2 separate regions of the Homo sapiens genome follow, and region 1 is linked to region 2. Evidence: chromatin contacts called from ENCODE Hi-C or POLR2A ChIA-PET data. All regions are on one chromosome and are shown on one strand. Each heading gives the region's core, a stretch centred on a gene start or an enhancer-like site at or near the end of the contact. The rest is flanking DNA. Distances are from core to core; before and after follow the strand shown. Region 1 overlaps PPARGC1B (PPARG coactivator 1 beta). Region 2 has its middle 21 kb from the start of ADRB2.

What was found. A loop is a pair of places that touch in the nucleus more often than their neighbours do. ChIA-PET counts read pairs that join two places held with the same protein, here RNA polymerase II (POLR2A). Pooled maps may share reads with other maps.
Region 1: a loop to region 2 is called in a pooled map, with 4 times the contacts of the local background. The contact joins two enhancer-like sites. A Hi-C loop is called at or near these places in 2 of 37 single-sample maps with no recorded cell type and 3 of 50 pooled maps. POLR2A ChIA-PET finds 5 or more read pairs at or near these places in 1 of 52 experiments (activated T-cell).

Annotation. Positions count from the first base shown.
Region 1 is chr5:149,803,540-149,807,831 of GRCh38, reverse strand. All of the region lies in intron 1 of PPARGC1B (PPARG coactivator 1 beta), which reads right to left. Among named protein-coding and RNA genes, the nearest start is that of MIR378A, 73 kb to the right of the region's middle. RefSeq lists a cis regulatory region at 1,819-1,829 and enhancers at 1,752-1,896, 1,486-2,135, 2,787-3,596. Within about 2 kb of position 1,856, at least 29 of the 41 ENCODE cell types and tissues checked have a DNase peak (open chromatin) inside an H3K27ac peak, as active enhancers do.
Region 2 is chr5:148,803,599-148,807,681 of GRCh38, reverse strand. No RefSeq gene overlaps it. Among named protein-coding and RNA genes, the nearest start is that of ADRB2, 21 kb to the left of the region's middle. RefSeq lists enhancers at 1,625-1,674, 2,075-2,154. Within about 2 kb of position 1,606, at least 11 of the 41 ENCODE cell types and tissues checked have a DNase peak (open chromatin) inside an H3K27ac peak, as active enhancers do.

The DNA of each region.
Region 1 (4,292 bases), core at 607-3,106, 1.0 Mb before region 2:
CGCCATTTAGTGGGGCCTCAGTTTCAACATCTCTGCAATGGGGCCCATAACCTCCTAGTTGCTGTGGAATTGCTCCAGCCCTCATGAGGTATTTAGGAAAACTGTAAAATGCTTATAAGAAACTCTCCAGGAACTGTTATTAAATTCTTCTCAAAGATGGTGAATGGCCTGCCAGGATGGGGGGTGGCATTCAGCTTTGAGGTGAGTTACAAAACACGTGCCCTATTTCTAATGAAAGGAGTGAAGTTAGTGAAATGCATCGATTTTGCTTAAGAAAAGAAAGAGACTGGAGCAGATTCCTGGTTCTTCCTGCAATCAGGATGTCCTCTGGCAGTCTACTCGCTGGAATTCTGACCTTGGTCCTGAGTCGGAAGGAAAGCAAAGGGTGACTGTTGCTCATGTCACACGGCTGAAGGGGCGACCACTGACACCCTGCTCATGAGCTGGCAGGTGCTTCCTTTCCTTGCCATGTTGTGTGGGATTTCCTCAAAATTCAGATGTGCCTAGGGACATGCCAGCCATCCTCCTGTGTCAGGAGGATGACAAAGTACCTGACTTTGGGAGGACAGAAAAGTGCTGGACTGCTGATAGTTTTATGACATGGTGAATGGACTTAATGCCACTGTTTTGTACTTTATAAATGGTAAATTTTAGTCTGAGCAACGTGGCAAAACCCTGTCTCTAAAAAAAAAAAAAATACAAAAATTGGCCAGGCACAGTAGCGTATGCCTATTGTCCCAACTACTCTGGAGTCTGAGGTGGAAGGATCACCTGATCCCAGGAAGTTGAGGCTGCAGTGAGCTGTGATGGTACCACTGCACTACTCTAGCCTAGATGACAGAGCAAGACCCTGTCTCAAAAAGGAAAAAAAAAAAGGGTAAATTTTATGTTAGGTACATTTTACCACAATTTTTTTTAAAAAGTTGGCCAGGCACAGTGGCTCAAGCCTATAATTCCAGCACTTTACGAGGCCAGGGTGGGTGGACGGCCTGAGGACAGGAGTTCGAGAGCAGCTGACCAATATGGTGAAACCCCGTCTCTACTAAAAATACAAAAATTAGCTGGGCATGGTGGTGGGTGCCTATAATCCCAGCTACTCGAGAGGCTGAGGCGGGAGAATCGCTGGAACCCAGGAGGCGGAGGTTGCAGTGAGCCGAGATCACACCATTGCACTCCAGCCTGGGCGACAACAGCGAAACTGTCTCAAAAAAAAAAAAAAAAAAGTCCCAGAGACCTAAAAAAACAAAGTGTCCCACACACTCCATCTGGAGGTGTTTTCTGGGGTCCTATAGTGTCCACGTTCTCTGGTTCTATTTCCGCATCTCCTGCCCTGGCTGGCAGGAGAGACCGAGGGAGCAGGGCCAGGGCTCAGCTGAGAAGCCCTTTTTCTTGTAAACACTGTTATAAATAACCCAGAAAGAGGTAGAAAGGGGGTCCTGGCAAGAGAGTGAAGGTCAGGCAGCCCCTTCATGGCATTTAAGGAAATGTCATGCTCAACAGGGCAGCAAGATGCCAGTGCACACCTTCAGCCCAGTGCTGCCTGGAGCTGACTGCCGCCTTGCTGTCATGCCAGAGCCCCCAGGCAGCACTCACACACCCAGGATATGCAGCCCTCTCAGGTGGCCGGCTCCTGGGGTTTATGAACAGACAGGGGACCCTCAGGTGGGTGGACAGGCAGTAGGTAGCTGGCGATTCCCCCTTCCCAGTAGGCTGGGGGCCTCGGCAGGCCAGAGCTGAAGTCAGTTCCCCAATAACCCAGGCCAGGACTCCACACCAGCCTGGGCTTGTCAGCCAACACATGACCAGGCCGAGGGAGAGATGACTCAGCAGTGCTCGGCCCACAGCTGCCCCTGCTGCTGCACAGCGTGGGAGCTGGAGGGGCCTCACAGCCCATCTGGTCCTGTGGTTCCCACACTGGGCTCCCTGGGGAACCCCCACAGCTCCACCATGGCCCTGGGCTTTGAAATGGGAGGAATTATGAAAGAGTTAATTAGGTTTCCCATGTTTATTAACCAAAAGTCATATAGTGGCAACCCATCATATTCCTATTTAACCAGAGTGAATTTAACATTATGTGATTGGCAAAAAAGATAAATAGGCCAGGCGCAGTGGCTTACACCTGTAATCCCAGCACCAAGGTGGGTGGGTCAGATCACCTGAGGTCAGGAGTTCGAGACCAGCCTGGCCAACATGGCAAAACCCCATCTCTACTAAAAATACAAAAATTAGCCAGGCGTGGTGGTGCACGCCTGTAATCCCAGCTATTCGGGAGGCAGAGGCAGGTGAATCGCTTGAACCCGGGAGGCAGAGGTTGCAGTGAGCCGAGATCATGCCACTGCACTCCAGCCTGGGGGACACAGTGAGACTCCGTCTCAAAAAAACAAATAAATAAATAAATAGCCATATTTCTATTTCTTTCTTACACATTAGAAGTAGGGTGATGTATCTTGCATGTGAATTCTCTATTTGCATAAACTCATATACACGTACCTATTTTCCATATACACTACTTTGTAGGCTATTTAAGGACCCTATGATAGTTAATTTGACCCAAACCCCAGACTAAGAAACCACTCCCCAAGTCCATGGTATTTACCACTCAGGGTGTCTGAGCAGCCTGTGAGAATCCAGCAAAGTGGGCATTCCCCATGTTATCTATGTGACTTTGAAAGAATGGGGAGGGGAAAGTTCTCCACACCTGTTAGTACCTTTGAGAGTCTTCCTGGGTTCCAGAAGCCCAGGCAACATCACGAAGGAGGAAGCTCCCATCAAGAGGGGCAGGGCTTGCCCACCATGCCCAGCGAGCTGGAGGCAGAGCGGATACCAGGGCTCATCGCTCACTCTCCTGCTGAAAACCCTCCCCTGACTTCTCATTGCCCTTGACTAAAACCCGGAGTCCTCAGGGGCCGAGTGCAGCTGGAGCCTGCCTGCTTTCTCACCACCTCCTGGACTCTCCCACCCTCCCTATACAGTAGGCATGGTGGCCTTCTTCCTTCCCATGGAACACAACCCTCTGTCTGGGGCTGTCCACCTGGGACACCTCCCCCAGGTCCTGGGGCCACCTTCCCACTGTTCAGTCGCAGTGAGAGAGGCCTTCCCCAACACTCCAATCCTTCCACTCACGGGGATTACATCACTGTGGGTTTTTGTTTTTGTTTTTTTGAGACAGCGTCTCACTCTGTCGCCCCAGCTGGAGTGCAGCGGTGTGAGCTCACCTCACTGCAATCTGTCTCCTGGGTTCAAGCGATTCTCCTGCTTCAGCGTCCCGAGTAGCTGGGACTACAGGCATGCTCCACCACCTGGCTAATTTTTGTATTTTTGGTAGAGATGGGGTTTCGCCATGTTGGCCAGGCTGGTTTCAAGCTCCTGACCTCAAGTGATCTACCCACCTCAGCCTCGCAAAGTGCTGGGATTATAGGTGTGAGCCACCGCACCCGGCCGCATCACTGTGTTTTAAGCATAGCATGGAACCAGGGACCATCCGTCTCCTCTCCAGAATATAAACTGTCCAAGCACCTGGCCTTGTCCTTTGCTGAGTCCCAGCACCTGGAAAGGTGCCAAGCACTGAGTAGGTGCTTACTAAACCTTTGCAGGACGGGAGGGTGTGGGGTGGAGGCGCAGAGGCACTATTTCCCAGGACAGTTTTGGCATCTCTGCCTCACACTATCGTGAAGGCTGCAGTCTCTCTCACACTAACCCCCCTTTACCGGGGGTTGAGGGGTGGTTTCCTTCCGCATCCATTTATTCCCTTATGGAAACTCCTGCCTTTCCTTTTCCAGTGGGTCAGATGATGAGAAACGCAGACCCACAGGCTCCCAGATAAAGCTGGTGGGAAAGAGGTTCTCTTTGGCCCCAGCAGGCTCTCCTTGGTCATGTGGTCAGTGAGGGCCAGAGGCCAAGGGAAGCCAAGGAGGCCTGCTGAGCAGACCACCACTCGCTCAGGTCCTGCAGACTCGAGGCTCTGGCTGGCCTCCTAAGCCACAGCTGAGCCTGCCTTATGTAGAAGTGCGTTCCAGAGCGAAGAACTGGGCGAGTACAATGAATCTGTGTCAACTGAATCACACGTTTCCACACTCCCTTCTTCTCAAGTAATAGGGATGTGTCCTGGGGTGGGGGTGGCACTGCAGCAGGCTCCCCACCCCTGGGCCTCCTTACTGTGTGCTAATGACAGAATAACAGGCACCTGAACTAGGAAAGGGGGAAAATCAGATGCTTGATTGCCACCCAGGACTAAGAGAAACAGGCAGGAGGCGAGGAACTCTCTCAATGACAGAACAAGGAGGTGTTTTGTC
Region 2 (4,083 bases), core at 357-2,856:
GGACTTTTCTCATGGCCCCATCCTATCCTGTGAAAGGAACATGACAGTAACTAAAGACAGGATGTTTTGAAGTCAGATAGACCTGGATTTGCATCCCAATTCTGCCACTTGCTGCTGACTGTATGATCTTGGGAAAGTGTGTCTATTAACCTTGGTCCCTTCATCTGTAGAATGGGGATTGTATAAAGGCTTGTCTCCAAGATAACCATCCTGGATTCCTTGTATCCTTCATGCACATGCCATTGCCCCATCAAGAAGTGGAGTTTATTCTTCCACCTCCTCGAATGTGGTCTGACCTGTGACTGCTACGTCCAGTGAATTCAGTGAAAGTGAGGCTGCCAGTTATGGAGCTAGGCTTTTAGGGGACTGGCAACTTCTGCCTGTCTCACCAGAACTGCTTGCTCTGGGGAAAGTCCTCCACTATGTAAGAAGTATACTATTCAGAGACCTCCATGCTATGAAGAAGCCCAAAGTAGCCATGCGATGGAGCAGCTGCATGGAGACAGATCCCCCACCCAGCCTACTCCAGCCACCAGCTCTTTTAAGATTGTTTGTTACACAGCAGTAGGTAACGGGAGCACTTACCACCTGAGACTATTGTGTGGATTCACGAGACAACTATTTAGACAGGGCCTGGCACATGGTGAAACTGAATAAATGCTACCTTTTTATTTTCATGAATTTAAAATAAAGAAACTCCCAGCACCTCCACCGTAAGTCTCTTAGAATAACTGAATAACTGTCTGCAGCACCCCTAATGGATGCATTTGCAGACCACACAGAACAAGCCCCATCGCTCCTCTGTCCCACAGCTCATGGGCCTCTGGAGACAGCCCTGCATGTCCCTCACAGCGTGCTGCAGCCATGCTGACCTTCTCAGCCCTTCCTGTGAGTCAGGTATTTGCACATGCTGTTCCCAATGTCTAAAAGTCTTTCCTTCCCTTCTGTTTATCTCTTACTTTCTTGCTCATCTCTTAGCTCTCAGTCTTATCATCGTTTCCTCTGGAAGTCTACATCCCCACCCTCTGGGACATGCTCTCAAAACACTGGGCCCTTCTTCCCAGCAGTTATCTCAGCCTTGCACCTTCGCCTTTATTTGTGAGATCATTCCATTAATATATTTTCCAAACACTCCCTCAGGGCAGAAACAACATAGACTTTACTTGCTGTTGCTTATCATTATATCCCCCAAATCTAGCACCAGCTGGAACTCCTGAATGTGTTGATGCTCAATAAGTAATCTTTGCAAGCAAGCTCCATTTTCCTTGTGTCTTTTCTTCCTTAGACTAAGCATCTGCAGTCCCTTCAAGGTGTAGGACTTCATATCAAATTTGTTCCCTTCTCTTCCATTGATCTCTAGTTGAGGCTGCTCAGCCCACATTTCTTTCAGTGTTCACAACCTCCAAGGCCCTGCCCTCAAGTTCCACAATTAGTGGCTTGTTTCACCTTTTTGCTATTTTTGGAGAAGGCCTCCCCAATACCAAGCAATTTCTCCTTTCCGGTTGTCTGTTATGAAACAAGTTTGTTCCTCAAACTTGAATTGTGGGTCTCCAGGGCTCTAGGCAAAACTGCTACATGGGCACCCCCTTGGGCTCCCAGCCCCTCCCTGCATCAACTCTCCAACACCACACCCCTTCCCCTCCCACTCCAGCTTCTTTTTATAGCCCTAGTTGAGGCACCAATCATCACTCACTCAGAGAAATATATTTATATCACCTCCAGTCTCTCCCCACTCCAGTCTCTCCTTCCTACCAGCTACCCCAGGAATTTTCTGAACTACAAACGTGCTCCTGTTACTTCCCAGCCCAAGACCTTCAGTGAACTTCCCCCGCCCCCACACTGCCTTTGCCATTAGCAGCAGTTGCAAACTGGCATTCACAGCCCACATCTGGCCTATGGATGTCTTTGGTGTGGCCTGCAGAGTGTAAAAAATTAATTAGGCTTTAACATTTAAAATTTGAGTATCTTCACACAGCATTCCAGATTGCCAGTTTCTCTCAGTAATGTCAATGACCCAGCCACACTGGAAATATGAAAGGAGCGAGCTGAAGCTGAGAAGAGCCTGCTCCCTTGGGGCACATGGCTTGGAGTTTGCCAGTCTCCACCTCTCCCTGAAGTCCCCCGGCTTTCAGGCTGAGTGGGCAGCTATCATTTGTCATTGCATTTGTGGTGACTCATCCCACTGTTCCACTTGTTTGTGCTACCTTCCTGCCTTCTGCAGGCCCCTGCGTTGCTGCCCCATCTGGCTTATAATAATTCTCAACTTCTGAGCATGTCAAGAAGTAGAGGAGGAGGAAATGAATAAAGAAATAACATTTTCGTCAGCTAGTTGAGTAGCATTTACAATTCACAGATTACTTTTTTTTTGTATATGGGCCGAAATTATGGTTACTTTTTACTTTCCTCGTTGTGTTTTCCTATAGATCCCAAATTTTCTACAATGACCATAGGTTTCTTTTGCAAAGCTAGAATTTAAATAAAGGCTATACCTACAGAATTTTAGCTATGTATATAAAATTTAGAGCGCTTTGCTCCCCTTATATGTTAACTCATACTATTGCCTATGTTATCCAAGTTGGTCACTTATCACATGTTACTACCATTAGTTCATAAATTAAATAAATTTAATCCACCGTTTACTTCTTCTCATAGTTTTACCTTTTTTGTAATTATTTTATTGAAGTATAACATACAAATAAGTACAAAAATCTTAAATATGCTCAATGCATTTTTATAAGTGTATTTTAATGCCTAATGCATTTTCAAAAAATGACTACATTTTATACATAGCACCCAGATTGAGGAAGCACTTCCACACATATTAGCTCATTTAATTTTCATGATCTTGAGAGGCAGGCAGAATTGCAGGTGAGGAAATTGAGGCTGACAGGAGGCAAAAATAAATGACTTGTTTTAGGTCCCCCAGCTCGTATGTGGCTGAATTGAGACTTGAACCCAGTCTCTGTGCATTATAACCGACTTTCAAAAAGAGCCATGACTGTTGAAAGGCAGAGAGGCAATGTCAGGAAGACAGAACTGGAGAATACAATGCTGCTGTGAATCAGACGCGTGGCAAATTTAGGATCTGTGTGTCTAAAAATCACATGCTCTCTTTACTCACCTCCCAACTTGCTCCTTTTTCCCCTCGACCCCTCCTCCCCCTGCTGTCATTTTGGTTATTTTTCCATTTACTGCTCCAAGTTCAGTGAAACATTCCTCTTAATGGCACGTTTTGGAATCAGTTTGGCCAATAGAGTCACCACATTGAAGAAATTCAGCCCTGGCTTCCTTCCTCTGCCTTTATTGGAGCATGTAAACAGTAGCTGCAGAACCAGAAACAGGAGATGCCCTATTTGTTTGATGGCTAAAGCCTGAGATAGGACCCTCTAGAGTGATGTCATTCAGAAATCCCAGCAACTCCCTGGTGCTGCTTCTGTCAAATCCCAGCTCCTACTTGGAAAGGCCCTTCGATCATCTAGCTCTTTCCCCCTGCCATGGATGGGGAATCTAAAGCTCAGAGGAAGAAAGATGTTTGCCCAAGGACAAGGTCAACCAGTGACGGAGGTAGAGTTAGAAACCCATCGGCAGCCCTGTTTCCTAATTATGTGAAACCTGTATACCTTTATATCAGGTTCTTGTGCTGGTTACGTACCTATCGCATCTCAGCTTCAATTCCACCTTCCTGTCTGTTCTATGATGCTAGTGCTGGAAGTCTACTAACTATATTTCACAGAATTTCTTGCTGGGTATCTTGATGTTTCCTTCTGGCAACAAAGGAGAGTTAGCGTTCTATCTCTAGCTCCTTTTGGCACCCCCACTATAAGCTGCGGGTATTTCCCAACTAAGAAGTCTGAGATCCAGCCACATGGTTTCTCCTCCTCCTGAGGTGTAAGCATCAGATAGGCATGGCAACCCCCTATAAATTTGAGTTTCTTGTAGCCTTTCCATTTCCTTTCTCTTCTCTCAATGCTATACGTGGTAGCTACTTTCTGCAGTTACTCATATCTAAATTTCTTCATCATTTTCTTTTTGTTTGTATAAACTTCCAAGAACTGTGCAATGAACTCGGCACCCCCACTATAA